Linked DNA regions of Homo sapiens: region 2 is linked to region 1. Evidence: chromatin contacts called from ENCODE Hi-C or POLR2A ChIA-PET data. All regions are on one chromosome and are shown on one strand. Each heading gives the region's core, a stretch centred on a gene start or an enhancer-like site at or near the end of the contact. The rest is flanking DNA. Distances are from core to core; before and after follow the strand shown. Region 1 holds the start of BCL2L14 (BCL2 like 14). Region 2 overlaps ETV6 (ETS variant transcription factor 6).

Region 1 (7,826 bases), core at 2,398-4,897:
GTAATCCCAGCACTTTTGGGAGGCTGAGGCAGACAAATATCTTGAGCTCAGGAGTTGGAGACCAGTCTGGCCAACATAGTGAAACCCCGTCTTTATTAAAAATACAAAAATGAGCCAGGCGTGGTGGCACATGCCTGTAATTGCAACTACTCTGGAGACTGAGGTGGGAGAATAGCTTGAACCCGGGAGGCAGAGGTTGCAGTGAGCCGAGATCGTGCCACTGCACTCCAGCCTGGGGAACAGAGTGAGACTCTGTCTGAAGAAAAAAAAAGAATCATCCTGACTTTCCTTATAGAGAGGGGGAGGGCAGAGAGTTTGTCCTGTGTCTCCTTTTTCTCAAAGAAAAGAAGGGACGTCCACCAAATTTTTAGCAGCATTTCCCACTGAATGACTGCATTATGGCAATCCTTATTATGACCCTGTTTTACGAGTTTTCTACAACAGCATGTCTATGTTTACAATCGGGAGAAAAGTGGTTTTTGCTTTTGCTGTTTAATATCTAACATGTGTTGTGACCTGTCCCTGGCCAACTTGTTAGGCGTGGAGATAACATAGTTGAATGAGAGGTGGACAGTTGCTCTCCTCAGCTTCCGTGTGGGGTTTGCCCCTTCCCTGTGTTAATAGTTGCTTTACCAAAACCTTTCAGGACTTTTTTTTTTTGAGACAGGGTCTGGCTCTGTCACCCAGGCTGAGTGCAGTGGTGCCATCATGGCTCATTGCAGCCTCAAGCCCCCGGCCCCCTGCCAGGCTCAAGCAATCCTCCCGCCTCAGTCTCCTGAGTAGCTGAGACTACAGGTGTGCTCCACCACGCCCAGCTAACTTTTTATTTTTTTGTAGTGATGGGGTTATCACCATGTTGCCCAGGCTGGTTTCAAACTCCAGGACACAGTCTGTCCTCCTGCCTCAGCCTCCCAAAGCGCTGGGATTGCAGGTATGAGCCACTGTGCATGACCAAGACTCTTCAGGATCCTAAATGGTTTCAGCAACAAACATTGTTTAGTTATGTAACTCAGAACTCCAGTATGGACATACTATGTGATGTGATTTTATTATTGCTTATATGCTTTTGTGGTTTTATTGTTTGTTTTTCTGTTTGTTTGTTTTGAGACAGGGTTTTTGTTTTTGTTTTGAGACAGGGTCTTACTCTGTCACCCAGGCTAAACTACAATAGCATGATCCTAGCTTGCTGCCCCCTTGAACTCCTAGGCTCAAGCAATCTTTCTGTCTCAGACTACCAAGTAGCTAGGACTACAGGCATGTGCCACCATGCTATGTTGTCTGGCTGGTGTTGAATACCTGGTCTCCAGTGATCCTCCCACCTCAGCCCCCTGAGTAGCTAGCACTACATGCGTGAGTCATGCCTGGCTAATTAAAAAAAAAAAAATTAAGAGATGGGGTCTTACTATCACAGCGTGAATCCCAAAATTGGGGTTCAGTCTGGGAGGCCACATGGGTTCTTGGCTTCCCACAAGAAGGAATTCAAGAGTGAGCCAACAAAGTAAAATGAAAGCAAGGTTATTAAGCAAGTTAAGGAATAAAAGGGGGGCTACTCCATAGGCAGAGCAGTGGCATGGGCTGTTTGATTGAGTATACGGGTATTCCTTGATCATATGCTAAACAAAAAGTGAATTATTCGTGAGTTTTCTGGGAAAAAGGTGGGGAGTTCCCAGAACTGAGGGTTTTCCCATTTCAGACAATATAGGGTAACTTCCAGACATTGCCATAACATTTGTAAACTGACATGGGGCTGGTAGGAGCGAGTGTCTTTTAGCACAACAGTGCATTATCATTGGCATATAATGAGCTGTGAGGACGACCGGAGGTTGCTTTCATCGCATCTTGGTTTTGATAGATTTGGGCTGCTGCTTTACTACATGTCATTTTATCAGTGGTGTCTTTGTGACCTGTACCTTGCAAACCAGTCCTGAAGAACTCTTGTCTCATCACTGTGTTGTCCAGGCTGGTCTTCAAGTGATCCTCCTGGCTTCAGAGTGATCCTCTCACCTCAGCATCCCAAAATGCTGGGCTTGCAGGCTTGAGACACTGAGCCAGACCCTGTTTATTCTTGAATTGTTTCCAGTGAATATATCTCATCGTCTCCCCCCAAAAAAAGGTTGCAAGTTTTTGGCCAGGCGCGGTGGCTCACGCCTGTAATCCCAGCACTTTGGGAGGTGGAGGCGGGCAGATCGGGAGGTCAGGAGATCGAGGCCATCCTGGCTAACACGGTGAAACCCCGTCTCTACTAAAAATACAAAAAAAAAAAAAAATTATCCAGGCTTGGTGGCGGGCGCCTGTAGTCCCAGCTACTTGGGAGGCTGAGGCAGGAGAATGGCGTGAACCCAGGAGGTGGAGCTTGCAGTGAGCCAAGATCGCACCACTGCACTCCAGCCTGGGCGACAGAGCAAGACTCCGTCTCAAAAAAAAAAAAAAAAAGGTGGCAAGTTTTTATAAAAAGAGAAAAATCATTCTTAGTATTTCTTTAATACCCTCTACATTGACCTCACTGGTGCAAAAAATATTAGTTTGCTGGTGAAAATTCACCTCGAGTTACTAAATATCTAACTTTCCCATAACTACCATCTGTTTGTCTCTTGTGGATCTGTTTGCCTAATATTTAAATGACCCATTCTTCCCCACTTTTACGAAAATAGCATTAATTCCCCTTTCACTATTCACACTTCCTTCATCGTCACAGTTTGACCAGCGGTCCAGGGTTTATGATCTCAAGCATGGCCATATATATCTATTTCACTTAAGACTCTGGAAAGAGCATAAAATCAGATGTAACTGTTTCCTATTTCATATAATAGGGAATTCCATCTCTAAAGTTATGACATTTGGCCTTTCAGTGGGTTTTTGTGGTTTTTACTATGGCTGTGCTTAGATTCCTTTTTGAACACTTTTCCAGTGGTTCCACTTGAACACAATCTTTGAGTCACATAGGAGAGGTGACATGATAGAGTGTAAAGCCAGAAAGAGCACGATTTGGATCTCAGCTCAACTGATAGGGATCCGTAGCAAGATACTTCACCTCTCTGAGCCTCAGTTTCCTCATCTGTGCAATGGGAATCGTAACGCCTGCCTCTCAATGTTGTTAAGATTAAATATGTTGGCCGGGCGCAGTGGCTTACGCCTGTAATCCCAGCACTTTGGGAGGCCGAGGAGGGCAGACCACCTGAGGCCAGGAGTTCGAGACCAACATGGTGAAACCCCTGTCTCTACTAAAAATACAAAAATTAGCCAGGCGTGCTGGTGCAAGCCTGTAATCCCAGAAACTCAGGAGGCTGAGATATGAGAATCGCTTGAACCCAGGAGGCGGAGGTTGCAGTGCGCCAAGATCGCACCACTGCACTCCAGCCTGGGCAACAGAGTGAAACTCTGTCTCAAAAAAAAAAAAAAGATTAAATATGTGTACAGTACCTGTACCATGTTAGGCGGTCAGTAAACATTTGTTTAACTAACAACTGATAAGGATAGTAAAGAAGTATCAGAACACCCACCTAGTTATCCCAAAGGGCAGGAAGAGTGCTAGGTAATGGATATAGAATTCCTTTTAGAGTCAAATTACACGGGCAAAGATCAGCCCCTCCTTCAATTAAAAAGCCAGGGGCAGGGCGTAATAAGGAAGTGGTTCTCCTTCTTTAAGCCTCTTTTCAGGCTGAGTCCTAAACCTGAAGAAAGTTTAGAGCCTGGGGCTCTAAACTACCTGAGTCTTTCCAAACGACAAGCCAAGAAGACCTGTTGAAAGTTTCCTCTTAAGTTTCGTGGAGAGAGACTCAGGTATAGAAATATCCTTACTGCCACCTGACCTGAAGCAGAAGAAATCACAGACAGCTTCCAGACCAGGTAACACCAGGAGGCACCAGTCTTCATCCTCAGCCTTTGCAGGAGGACACAGCCTGGTCTTTAGCTGTTTGCCAAATGAGGCAGTCTAATTCAGGGAGCTCTTTACTGGGTTTATTACAAAGTTCTTATCATGTAAGTCTCAGGACACAAAATGACATTGAGAATCTAGTTTAGCGGGGTTTCCAGGAAAGACGAAGAAAGGTTATTTAGGTTTCTCTTTCATTTCTCTTTTGCTACAAAGGGTTTGGGACATTCAGTTAAGAACACATTACTGGTTGAGGTATGTGACGTTACTCAGTCTTCTCTGCTTATGTATCTGGGGAGGTATGCAATGACATGACAGCCATTCCGTGGCCAGGGACACCACTGCCCAAGCTGGAGACCACGAGGATTCAGGGACTGAAGCCAGCATGGGAATTCCTGGTTTGAGATCAGAGTCCTGAGTACCTCGTGGGAACTTGGGCACTCATCCGCAGGAGGTCTAGACCCCCAGAGAATTCCTTGAGTCTAAGGCACAGGTAAATGGAAGACCCTTCTCTCTCCTCTCTCCCCTCTAGAAAGCTCCCTCCTCCCTGAGCTCCCTGTCCCCTTCTTTCCACAATCAGAGCCTCGGACCTTCTGTTTGGTGAATATGACCTGAGGCTCTGTCTAGCATTCAGCTTCTATTGTGGGAAGTTAAGGCACTTTCTCTCATTCCTCATTTCACCTTTAGTATTAAAGAACAGTCCAGGCAGAAGGCACGAAGAGCCTGAGAGGTCTGAAGTGAGGGGGAGAGGAGAGGGGCAGAAGGGGAGGCTCCGGACAACAGAACCAAGCTGAGCTTAGGATGTGCTGTGGGAGGCTCCGTGGGGATGAGTGTCAGTGCCCACGAGATCCACTCAGGCCTCAACTGTGTGTCCTGAGCACATGAAGTCAGCTCTTCTGCTGGGACAGCCACCAAGGGATTCTCCACACCCCTCACCGCTGGGACAGGCAGAGGCACAGCGAACCAGGTGTCCAGCGTAACTGGGGCACTGGGTGGTGGCCGCCTCTGTGTGTGGAAACACGAGGTGCTTGCTGCAGTTTCCTCTGTGTGCTTATCCGTTAGCTGCCACCCACCGGGAGGGAAGTGAAATCTCACCTCAACAAGTGAGTCCGCAGAGCGAGAACCGTGCGACAGTGCGTCTGCCAATACCTGGAATGTAGGTGTTCGTTGCAGTGTGGCCTTCCCAGCCGGCCTCTCAGCACACCCGGCCAGGCAGCCAGTGTTCCCAGAGGACACGCTGGGGCCAGACGTGGAGGACCCCGGCCACCTCGGGGAGGGAAAGAGACCAAGAAAAGAACCTCTGTAGCCTTGCTTCTGAGAGTGCAGGTTTGTTACAGGTAAGGATCAGGAAGGTAAACATAGGGCAGTGAAGCAGGGTTGTGTCCTCTGCGGCCCTGAATTAGAATAAGCCTCACAGGTCTCACCCAGGAACGGAAATCTCCCCTCCAGGTTCTGAACCAGCATTCAGAGGCCCCACCCAGGGCTTCTGTCAACATAAGCATAAAACTTATGGTTTACCTTTCCATAAACCCCAAAGTTGGGCTTCTTGTATAGAGTACAATTTCTGTAGGAAGAGCTGAAAGCAGAAGGGATCTAACCTGTGATAATACTCGATCGCTGCTGCTTGAAAGTAAGACTTAGCTATACACTGAACAATCAAGTAATTTATAACAAGGATTAGAGGAAACAAAAACTCTGTGTTTGTGTGGGTGGGTTTTTTTTTTTCTTTATTTTTGTTTCTTAAGAGAGTGTCTCCCTCTGCCACCCAGGCTGGAGTGCACTGGCGCGATCATAGCTCACTGCAGCCTCCAACTCCCAGGCTCAAGCGATTCTCCCCCCTCAGCCTCCCAAGTGGCTGGGACTGCAGGTGCACACCACCACGCCCAGCTAATTTTTTTCATTTTTTGTAGAGACGGAGCCAAGGCTGGTCTTGAACTCCTGGGCTTAAGCGATCCTGCTCCCTGGGCCTCCCAAAGTGCTGGGATTACAGGCGTGAGCCACTGGGTCCGGCATCTACATTTGTTAAATACATTAAAACCCTCTTAATCCTTTGTCTCCGTTTGTTCTCTTTTGCTCCCTGCTCTCCAGGCTCTTGTGGCGGAGGCCCCCGCTCCCTCCGCTGTAGGGTAGCCTCCTTCTGGGGCTGGCTCCTGAGCACTGTTCTTTCTCCTCTCTCTCATCCTCTCTCATTCTTAGCTTTGCCTGTCGACTGGGCCAAGTCACAGCCTTTCTGGCCTGTAAGACAACAAAAATCTCACATTTTACTAAATGGAAGGACTAAGTACTCTGTCTTGACTTCAGTGGTTTCCCCGATTTCTGATGTTGCTGCTGAAATAGCATTAGCAAGCTTGTTTCTTAAAGAAGCCCTCTCTCCAGTGACAATACTCCCCCCGCCACACACACACACATGCACACGCACACACAAACATGCATGCACGCGCACACACACACACAATTTTAAAGCCCTCGTGTTATATTAAAAAGGTCTGGATGTTTTTAACATACATGGAAATTTCTTCAGCAGCACAGTGTTACTGGTCTGACGAGGGCGCACAGCCTCCTACCCAAGGACACAGTTCCTGAAGGACCAGGGTGCACATCTGGCCTGCAGTGCCCTGAGCCACTCTGTCCAAAAGGAAGCCTTGAATCAAAAGCCTCATGAATCCTCTCCTGAGAAATTCCATGTCTGGTCTCTTGCTAGACTCAGCCTTTTCCCCACCAAGTCTGCCGCACCTAATTCTGACCTCACCCTGCTTGGTGGCCCGCTTTGCCTGCTTGCACGCACCTCAGGTCTCAGTGTGTCTCAGCAACAGCTTCCCCTCCTAGGGTGGCCAGAGTTAGCAAGCAAGAATGCAAGACAGCCAGTTATGTTTGAATTTCAGATAAATAACAAATATAAGTGTCTTTTAGCATATAATATTTTATTTGGGACATATACTAATATTTATTATATATTAGTCTCATGATATTTGGGACATATACTAAAAAATTATTTGCCCTTTATCTGAACTTCAAATGTGACCAAATGTGTCCTGTATTCTGAATGTGTCTGGCAGTCCTATAATCATTCATTCAGTCAGTCATCAGATATTTGAGCACCTACCATGTATCAAGCACTATTCTAGAGAGCCCGGATAGCTCAGTCAGTAGAGCATCAAGCGCTACTCTAGGTGCTGGGGAAGCCAGCCAAAGTCCCGCCTTCATATCTTACAGTATGTCTACTTTGTTTTTATATACATGTACACTATATATACTTGAAGATATGTACCTTTTTCTTTTTTTCTTTTTATTATTTTTTTTTGAGACAGAGTCTGACTCTATTACTCAGTGCAGTGGCACCATCTCAGCTCACTGCAACTTCTACCTCCTGGGTTCAAGTGATTCTCCAGCCTCAGCCTCCCAAGTAGCTAGGATTACAGGCATGTGCCACCATACCTGGCTAATTTTTGTATTTTTAGTAGAGACAAAGTTTCACCATGTTGGCCAGGCTTGTCTTGAACTCCTGACCTCAAGTGATCTGCCCACCTCGGCCTCCCAAAGTGCTAGGATTACAGGCGTGAGCCACCGCGCCCAGCCCAGATATGTACTTTTTAATGGCAATGTTACCACATTTAATGAGATTATCTTTTTAAAAAATGTTTTAATTTTTAAATTTTAAAAAATAGGGATGGGATCTTACTTTGTTGCCTAGACTGGTCTCCAAATCCAGGTCTCAAGTGATCCTCCCACCTTGGCCTCCTAAGGTGGTGGGATTACAGGTGTGAGCCACGGTGCCAGCCAAGATGATCAATACTTCCTTAATATCATCTAAAACATACACTGTACTGTGTTTAGTTCTCTATCATCTCAAAGATATCTACATCTTTATACAGTATGTTTGAATTACGATTTAATAAAGATCCACTCATGACATCTAATTGATGTCTCTTTTTTTTTAATATGTTTCTTTTTTTTC
Region 2 (7,826 bases), core at 1,599-4,098, 310 kb before region 1:
AACTTCATCAGAGGTAAACGTTAGCAGCGACGTTTAGATGTTGCTGCTTTTGCTGTTGCCATGGGTGGATTCTGATTCTCAGTTGCCTGTACCATGTGTGAGTGTTTTGTGGTTCATTTTTCTGATCTCTTCTGAAGGAGGGGTAGAGCAGGACTTGAGAGATTTAAACTGGCCCTGGCTCTGGCCACATGCTGACTGTAAATTCCCAAGTATAATTAGTCACACTGCCCCAATATTTACTGCCTCCATCTTGGGTGTGTGGACAAAACCCCATTCTTTCAACATTGGTCTCCATTTCTGCTTCCAGCAGATCATGGATACCAGTAGCTCTCAAATGGGGCTGTAAGATTCCAGTAATAGAAATGCAGATGATGGGTACGGATAATGGATAAAGAACTGTAGATGTGGGGTGGATGACGATTGGATACCTAGAAGGGAAAGTTGACTGCACAGGGCTACGCAGTGAATACCCTATTTTACCAGGTCAGCTGAGGCTAAATTCTCTACTTCTGGGGTGGGGGTACTAACTGAAATGGTTCACTGAGGAGGGTGAAGGTTTGTAAGGGAAGATGTAACAATACTTTTTTAAAAGCACCTAGGACAAGTTTTAGGGTGTTGAATAGCACCATTTAAAAATTATAGGGGTATCCAGCAATTTATGGAGCTCTGATTGAGAAGTATCATTGTTAGGATTTTATTACCCATTTGTTTTCCAGAAGTAGCTCATCTTTGCAAATGAGCTTTAGTTTTTTGGTCATTGTACCCTACCTGCCAGCTCACAGGAGCCTGTGTTTCTCCTTAGGAGCCACTCTGAGGTCAACCGTGTTTAAGATCATAAAGCCACTCTAGAGAATCTCTGTGGCATTGTTGTGTGGAAGAAGAAATAATGATCACTACTATTATTATATATATGTGTGTGTGTGTGTGTGTGTGTGTGTGTGTATATAAAAGTATATGTGTGTGTGTGTATATATGTATATATGTGTGTATATGTATATGCTTCATATATATTATCCTGAATAATAACAAACTCTGCACAGTAGATATTATACCTGAGGCTCAGGTAAACCACTTGCCCGAGGTCACCCAGAGAAAGTGGAGGAGCCCCAATTTGAATCCGTATCTAATTCCAAAACCCAGACTTTTATTTTCCACTTCACCCTATTACTCTTTAAAAGTCTGAGGAGCAAATGAAAGTTGTTTCATTCTATCTATTGGTTAGAAGGAGAATATCCAAGCTAACAGGCTGATTTTTTTTTCCAATTTTTAAGCATAATATAAATTACTGACAAGAGGGCCCAGATGGATAAAATCAGAGCTATAAACCAAATTATCTTTTGAACTTGAAGGAAGATAAATTTCCATATCCAATCCTGTATGCACACTGTTATCTGCCAGATAGTCTCAGGTATGTGTGTAAATTCTGGAGTGTTAGAAACAAAACTAAATGAAGTAAAAAGAGGTTCCTTGTCTATTATTTTCCATCTTTTTTAAAGAGATGATCTACCTCACAGATGGTTATTAAACAGTAAGAAAGATGCTGTGATTGAATGAAGATTGTGTTACTGAGTTTACACCTTAAAACACTGAACTTCCTGATAATTTGTGTTAAGCCAACACGCTTCAGAAAAATTGCCTGACGTTTGGTGCCTTAGTTTACCCACATGGCATGTGTGCCAGAACACGCTACAACAGGGTAAGAGGGCAGAGAACATGCTCTTGTAGGGGTCAGTTCCTTGAGCTCTGGTTCTACGTGGCTGATTACTTGGGTCATCCCAGCAGTTCATTCCATCTCTCAGGACTGTGGTTTCCACATCTGCAAAGTGAAATGGCCTGAGTATATGATTCCTAAGTTCTCCCCAACTCAATCGTCGCATTGTTCTCTTATTCCAGAAGAGAAACACAAGGGGTATCAGCAGTGGAACATTATCTGTAAATGCCAGATTTCATGATCATTCACTTGATTTTTAGGACTCAACATCAAATTTTAGTGCAGATGGTGGTACTTTCATGACACAGGAAATTGTCCTTCGTTTTACCTGTGATTGTTTTGGGAGGAAGCCCTCCTGCAAGGAAATAGGGAAATCCAACACCCAGCTCTGTTGAGCATTTCCCTATGGTTCCTGTGATTGAAATCGGGTTAATGCTTTTGTGGGATGAGAACTGGTGCCAGCTCCTAGGCCTTGCAGGGCTTCTAAAGACTGTCCCTGCCACTCTTGCCTTATGCTGGTTCCCAGGACCTTACAGCCAGATCACAGGCCTGCTCCCCTGTTCTCATAGCCCCCTTTCTGGCCTGAGAATTGTCTGTGGCTTGGCCCTTTGCCCCATGCAACATGCACAGGTGTGGCTTCTGCTAACTATCTACTTGACCCCAACTGTGTGATTAGCGGCAATCCCCTCTGCAACTCAAGGCGTGTTTGCCTTTCCTGTAACCTGTAAAAAATTTCAGTCTGCGTTTTTCTCCCTCTGGAGATGGTATCCACTGGGTTTTAGGCTTTACAGAGCCAGCTGATCTGCGTGGATGGGCCACACTATCCTCCCTTAGCCGGCTCCGTAGCACATGCACAATTAATACTGCATTAATTAATTATGGGAGAAAAAAAGCACAGTTGGCAAGGGAATGAAGGCTTTCAGCTTCTAAAGTGAAGGCTTTGATGCTGAGCTTGAAAGTACATTTCCATCCGCCTCAGCCAGCAGAGAGAATCTGTGACACTTATACCATCCCCTGGGCATGAAAACTCACACCCAAGGAAAGTATTTCTAAATAGAGGCCCTCAACTAGTTGCTGGAATCATCTACTCATTGCCATGGGCTGTGAAAAGGGGGTGTAAGATTAGGGAGAAAAGACTCGCCCAAAGCAGCAGTGATTCGTGACCAAAGCTGATGAGGGGTTTTATTTTTTCTCCTTAAGTAGCTCTTAAGTCACCAACATCAGGAACTCTTTGTAGAGAAACAAATATGAGTAAGTGATTTGGTGCCAGCCCTCTTGAGGACATAAAATGACTCTTTCTCCTTCCTCCTCCTCCTCGCATGCCTTGCTTCAGGAAGGAACCCTAAGGTGGTGCAGGTTCCCAAACCTGTTATTCGGATGGGTTGGAAGGTTCATCTCTGTTAGGCATGGTTTCCCACTAGATATGAACAAAGTCGGGGAGAAAATGCTTTCCTTTTTCATTCTGATTCCTTCACGCCATTGTTCTTGAACTCCTCAGCTCCCACACTGACTCCTTTCACTTCTCCTATGAGGTGGTAGTGAAGCCACCTCACAAAGTCCCCTCTCTGAACAGACGCAGTTCTCGTTCCCCTATTTACAACTCTGTCAAGCATTTTTCGTGGGGGCTCTTGCTGACCTTAAAATTTGGCCGTGATTCAAATATTCATCCAGGTATCTGGGGTTTTATTAAAGGTCTTTTAGGAACACAAAAGTAGGAATTCCCTGAGAGAGGTTTTCTTCACTTGAGACTCATGGGTTATAAATGAAACTACTGGAATGCCCTGACCAAGTGCTGAGAGGAGCTTCAGAGACCCACAAAAACCTAAAAAGATGTGAAATTTGTCTCTGATCAAATAGATTTTGGACCTTATGAAAGAAAATAAGCTTTTCTTTTGATTCTTAGAGAAAAATTTTTGCTTCAGATGAATCCAAGTGTGTGTGCACGCACGTGCTTTCGTTGGGATCGTCTTATAGCTGTTATTCCAGATACCTGCTTCACAAAGCTTCTGTGATTATTCCTACTACTGTGACGATTCCTGCCACCCCAGTGATCGGGGAAAAGAACTTGAAATACAACTGGGTATTGTAGCATTGGCACTGTGCAGACGCTGTGTAGCTCTCTCATGTCTGGTACTTCTTTGTTTGCTAAAGGAGTATTGAGATTCAGAAAGTGGCTGCCTTCTAAACCTTTATTGTTCAGATAGCATTACTTTGGACCCAGGACAGAGGGCTTATAGTTGACTGTGAACGGGGTGAATGTTATACTTAAGCAGGGAATGTGGTCACCCAGTTGCAATGATTTAGAGTGCTTTGAACATAAATATCTCCCACGATGAATGACCAGGGTGCCTGAAATTCCATTGTTGAGACATTCCTTTTGGATCAGGCATTATTTCCACATAGCTCCACTTTTAAAAGTAAATCATTATGGCAGGAGATAGTTATGGAGAGAGATAATTAATACCTCAAGTCCCTAATATCTTAATGAAAATTAGCTTATCAGATCTCCTGAATTTTTTGAAGTGGAAGGACCGTGGCCAGCACGGAGTGGGTAGAGTTGGAAATAAGCACTATAATTTGCTTAGGGCTGGCCTTCTCTGTGGATAAGACAGATGGAAAACTAGATGGAAAATCCAGGCCTCCTGATTTAGACAAAACATTGTGAGCCTGGAGCTCTGAGGCCAGGATGAGCAGTCTGCTACTTACTGTGCGTGGCCATTGCTCTCAAGACATTGCCATCATCAGTCTTGGCCAAAGAAGGTCAGGTCTCCTCTAGTACACTGGCGATTTGAGAATGTGCAAGTCATCTGCATTTCTTTGACAGGAGTAGTGAATTTGGGAGTATAAATCTGAATCCTTAAGCCTTTCAACCATTCTCACTAAATGTCTTTACTTCAGGGATGATCACGTTTGATCGTAATGCCAAGATCTTGCAGATGTATAAAGGGCATGGTAATCCAAGTCTTGAGTTGAAGTAAGTGGTCAGGAAAATCTTGACCCTTGGGGAAGGAGCTACCAGAGCTGGGTGGCCTATGTGTGTGTGACAGGGAGGAGGTGTGCAGAATTTGGGGGAAAGATCCTTTGTAGTTCTCCATGTGGAATAATAACTTCCATTTATTGAGTGCTTATGGTAGGCGCTTTTCACATGTATTGTATCATTTAACCCTCTAGGCAGTCCTGTGAACTGGGTTTTATTATCCTCATCTTACTGATGAAGAGTCAAACTTAAAGAGGAAAAGGAACTTGACCAGAGTCACAGAGGTGGTAGGTGGGAGACAGGTCCATCCAATATACACCTTGCCTTCCAATAGAAGCCAAAGCCCTATTGCCTAATCTCTTCACTTTAAGAACATGAAGAATAGTGTTGAGTTCCCCTTTGAGATCTGACTGTGGTTAAAGCTTCACAAATTTCAGAAAAACAGAATAACTCACTAAAATAAAAATTTAAAGCTACCCCACAGAAAACATCTACCACAACCCAAAACTTCAGGGTTTATATATCCAGATTTTAGTGAACTATATGACTCTCCCTAGTCCCTTGCTCTGTCTCCTGGTAAATACTGTCCCTTTCAGAGCCCTGGCACATACATAGTGTAATAAGATCAGACCCCATCCCCCTACCATTCCAATGCAATCTAATTGCAAAGTGAAAATCCAGGGCCGTCTTAGATCCTCATCTGTCTACGTCTCTCTTGGTCCCCACTGCTTGATACGCAGTCTCAGGTTCAATACCATTCTCTCTTTTTGTGCTTTAGGTCTCTGTATTGTTTCCTTTTCACCACTTTTTTTTTTTTAATGAAGTGATTTTAAATGGAAAATTAAAAACTTAACTGTGAATCTGGCAGTTTCCTGCTAATGCCTCTTTGCTAAGAAGCTTCATAAAATACTGTATCTTATTCACTTCAGCACAGCTGCTGTGGGCTCTCACCACTTAACCATTCACAATATGTCTGAGAGATTAATTTTTGTAAGGCTGTGGTTTGAGATATCTCCCCCTTCCTTGTTTTACTTAAAATCCTCAGTGGGAAAGCGTGCATGGGGAAAAAAAAAACCACCACCACCCTGGATAAAAGGTACTTTGGTAACATACGTGCTTTAGGAACTATAATTTGTCATTTTATTTTCTTGTGCCCTCTTCATTTGAAATGCTGCAGCCTTTCTGCCAGAAGTCTCAAGTTTGTGTATGAGACTGAGGGGGAAACGAGAGTAGGTACCTTGTGCTGAGACTGTCCTGGGACAGTCCCGTGGTGGGTGTGAGCGTCTGTGTGATGCAGGTATGCTTATTTCTTCATGAAAGCCGCAGGTACTGGTTGCCTCTCGCAGGGTTAAAACTCTTGGCGGCTCACAGGAGGTGATGAAGAGCAAGGGCACGGGAGAATGAAGAAGCAGGAGGAAGGTGTGGGCCAGGGTCGGTTTCGGTGGGGTCCCCACTTGCTGGGTGAAAGCTGAACTGTTTATCCACACATCCCAGCAGCAGCAGAAAGCCAAGGGGTGTTTTCAGGACTCAGCTGCCAAAGTTTCTTGAAGCAGCTCTGCTCAAAGGCATATGCTGGGCTCACTTCTGAGGGAAATTTCCTTTTTGGGGAAGTTGAAGCAAAGGAATTTCCTGTGTGGGCAGACAGAGCTTCCTGACTTGAAGGCTTCTTGGAAGGGAAACAGTTTCATAATGAAATGACAAATTAAAGACATACCAGCCGGGTTCACTTCAAAACAGCTATTGAGAGTGCAGGCAAAGCCCTATTATACTCCCTCACAGAACAAAAATAAATCCCATCCTGACAGGTTTCTGTATGCCGGATTATATCCGTCCCCCCACACCTTTCTTCACAGCCTTCTTCATGCTTCCCTTCCTCCCACCCCCGCCATTAGCTGCCACCAGCTCCATCTTGAACAGCTCTCGAGAGCAGCCGGCAGCCAGGCCGGGAGCCTGTTTCTTGCTCCCTTGCTTTGTGGCTTTGCCCATCCCTGACCTGCGTGGAGGCCTTATAGGTTATGTGACAGCCCTATGCTGCCAAGACACAGAAATGACCTCTTTCCTTCCCCTTTTGACATAAAGCAATGATTGAAGACGTCTTCAGCAATGGGGTGGGGGCGGGCAGTCAGGGGAGAATGCAGCCATTTCCTCAGGCCGGCCTTTAAAATCTTGAAGGCAGTAAATGTAAGTGCTATTCCGGTCTTGGGAGCTGGGTCTGAATTCTTTGCTTTGTTGAAGGAAATAGGGCTCTGTGCTGGGTGGACGATATTCTTGTACCTGAACATGTCATTTTCTTCAGTTCCATCAGCCTGCATGTGGTGCTTTGTTTTGTTTCTGAAATTGACATGATGATGCCTTAGGAACTAAATTTTTTTCTTTAATGGAACAGGCTAGGAGAAAGAAGGATGGCGGTATCATTTGGGGCGTGAGAACAGTCATTATTAATTAGGCTTAAGTTAATGAAATAAAAAAGGCACAGGCTTTGAAATCAGTTGTCTAAATTTAAGGGCCAGCTCTAACAATATACAACCAGCAATGTAACCTTGAACAAGTCACTGAACCTCCCAGCCTCAGTTTCCTTATCTCTAAAATGGGTACAGTCATACCTTTTTCACATTGTTGTGAGGAAATTAGATTATGATTTCAGAGGCACTTTGTGAATTCCTATAAGCCTTCATACTTCTTATTAAACCACTATTGGGATCTCTGGAGACTGAAATATAGTATTAGGCTAAGACAGCAGAATTGTAGAATTTGTAGATCAATTTGGCAAATATTTAGTAGAAGTCTTCTATGTGTGCAGCATGGCTCGACTCTGTGGGGGAAAATAAACAAGTGGAAAGTTTCAGGTGGCCGCATGGTATAGCAGAAAGAATATTGGACTTGGGGCCAGGAGGCCAGGGTTCAATCCTGGCTGTCACTCAGTTGCCTGTGACTTGGTATGAACTGTTTAACCTTGATGAGCCTCAGTTGCTCATCTGTAAAACTGGGAGAAATCAAACTCTATGACCTTAATAAACTCTGTCCAACTCTAACATTGTATAATCAGTTTTAAGAGGTTTTTGCCTTTAGCAGCTGTTTATAGGATTTATTCTAAAGAGTAGGGAAGAAATATTCATTGTATAAGAGCTTGTCTGATGA

What was found. A loop is a pair of places that touch in the nucleus more often than their neighbours do. ChIA-PET counts read pairs that join two places held with the same protein, here RNA polymerase II (POLR2A). Pooled maps may share reads with other maps.
Region 2: a loop to region 1 is called in a pooled map, with 2.6 times the contacts of the local background. The contact joins the enhancer-like site here to the promoter of BCL2L14 in region 1. A Hi-C loop is called at or near these places in 3 of 50 pooled maps. POLR2A ChIA-PET finds 5 or more read pairs at or near these places in 2 of 52 experiments (activated CD4-positive, alpha-beta memory T cell and activated naive CD4-positive, alpha-beta T cell).

The regions. Positions count from the first base shown.
Region 1 is chr12:12,067,292-12,075,117 of GRCh38, forward strand. It overlaps BCL2L14 (BCL2 like 14), which reads left to right and starts at 3,648. Exons shown (of 6, transcript NM_138723.2): 1 at 3,648-3,846. RefSeq lists a silencer at 2,306-2,485 and enhancers at 3,855-3,944, 5,692-6,379.
Region 2 is chr12:11,759,968-11,767,793 of GRCh38, forward strand. All of the region lies in intron 2 of ETV6 (ETS variant transcription factor 6), which reads left to right. Among named protein-coding and RNA genes, the nearest start is that of ETV6, 110 kb to the left of the region's middle. RefSeq lists enhancers at 2,140-2,309, 2,320-2,439, 2,940-2,989, 3,320-3,529, 6,035-6,114 and 1 more. Within about 2 kb of position 2,849, at least 10 of the 41 ENCODE cell types and tissues checked have a DNase peak (open chromatin) inside an H3K27ac peak, as active enhancers do.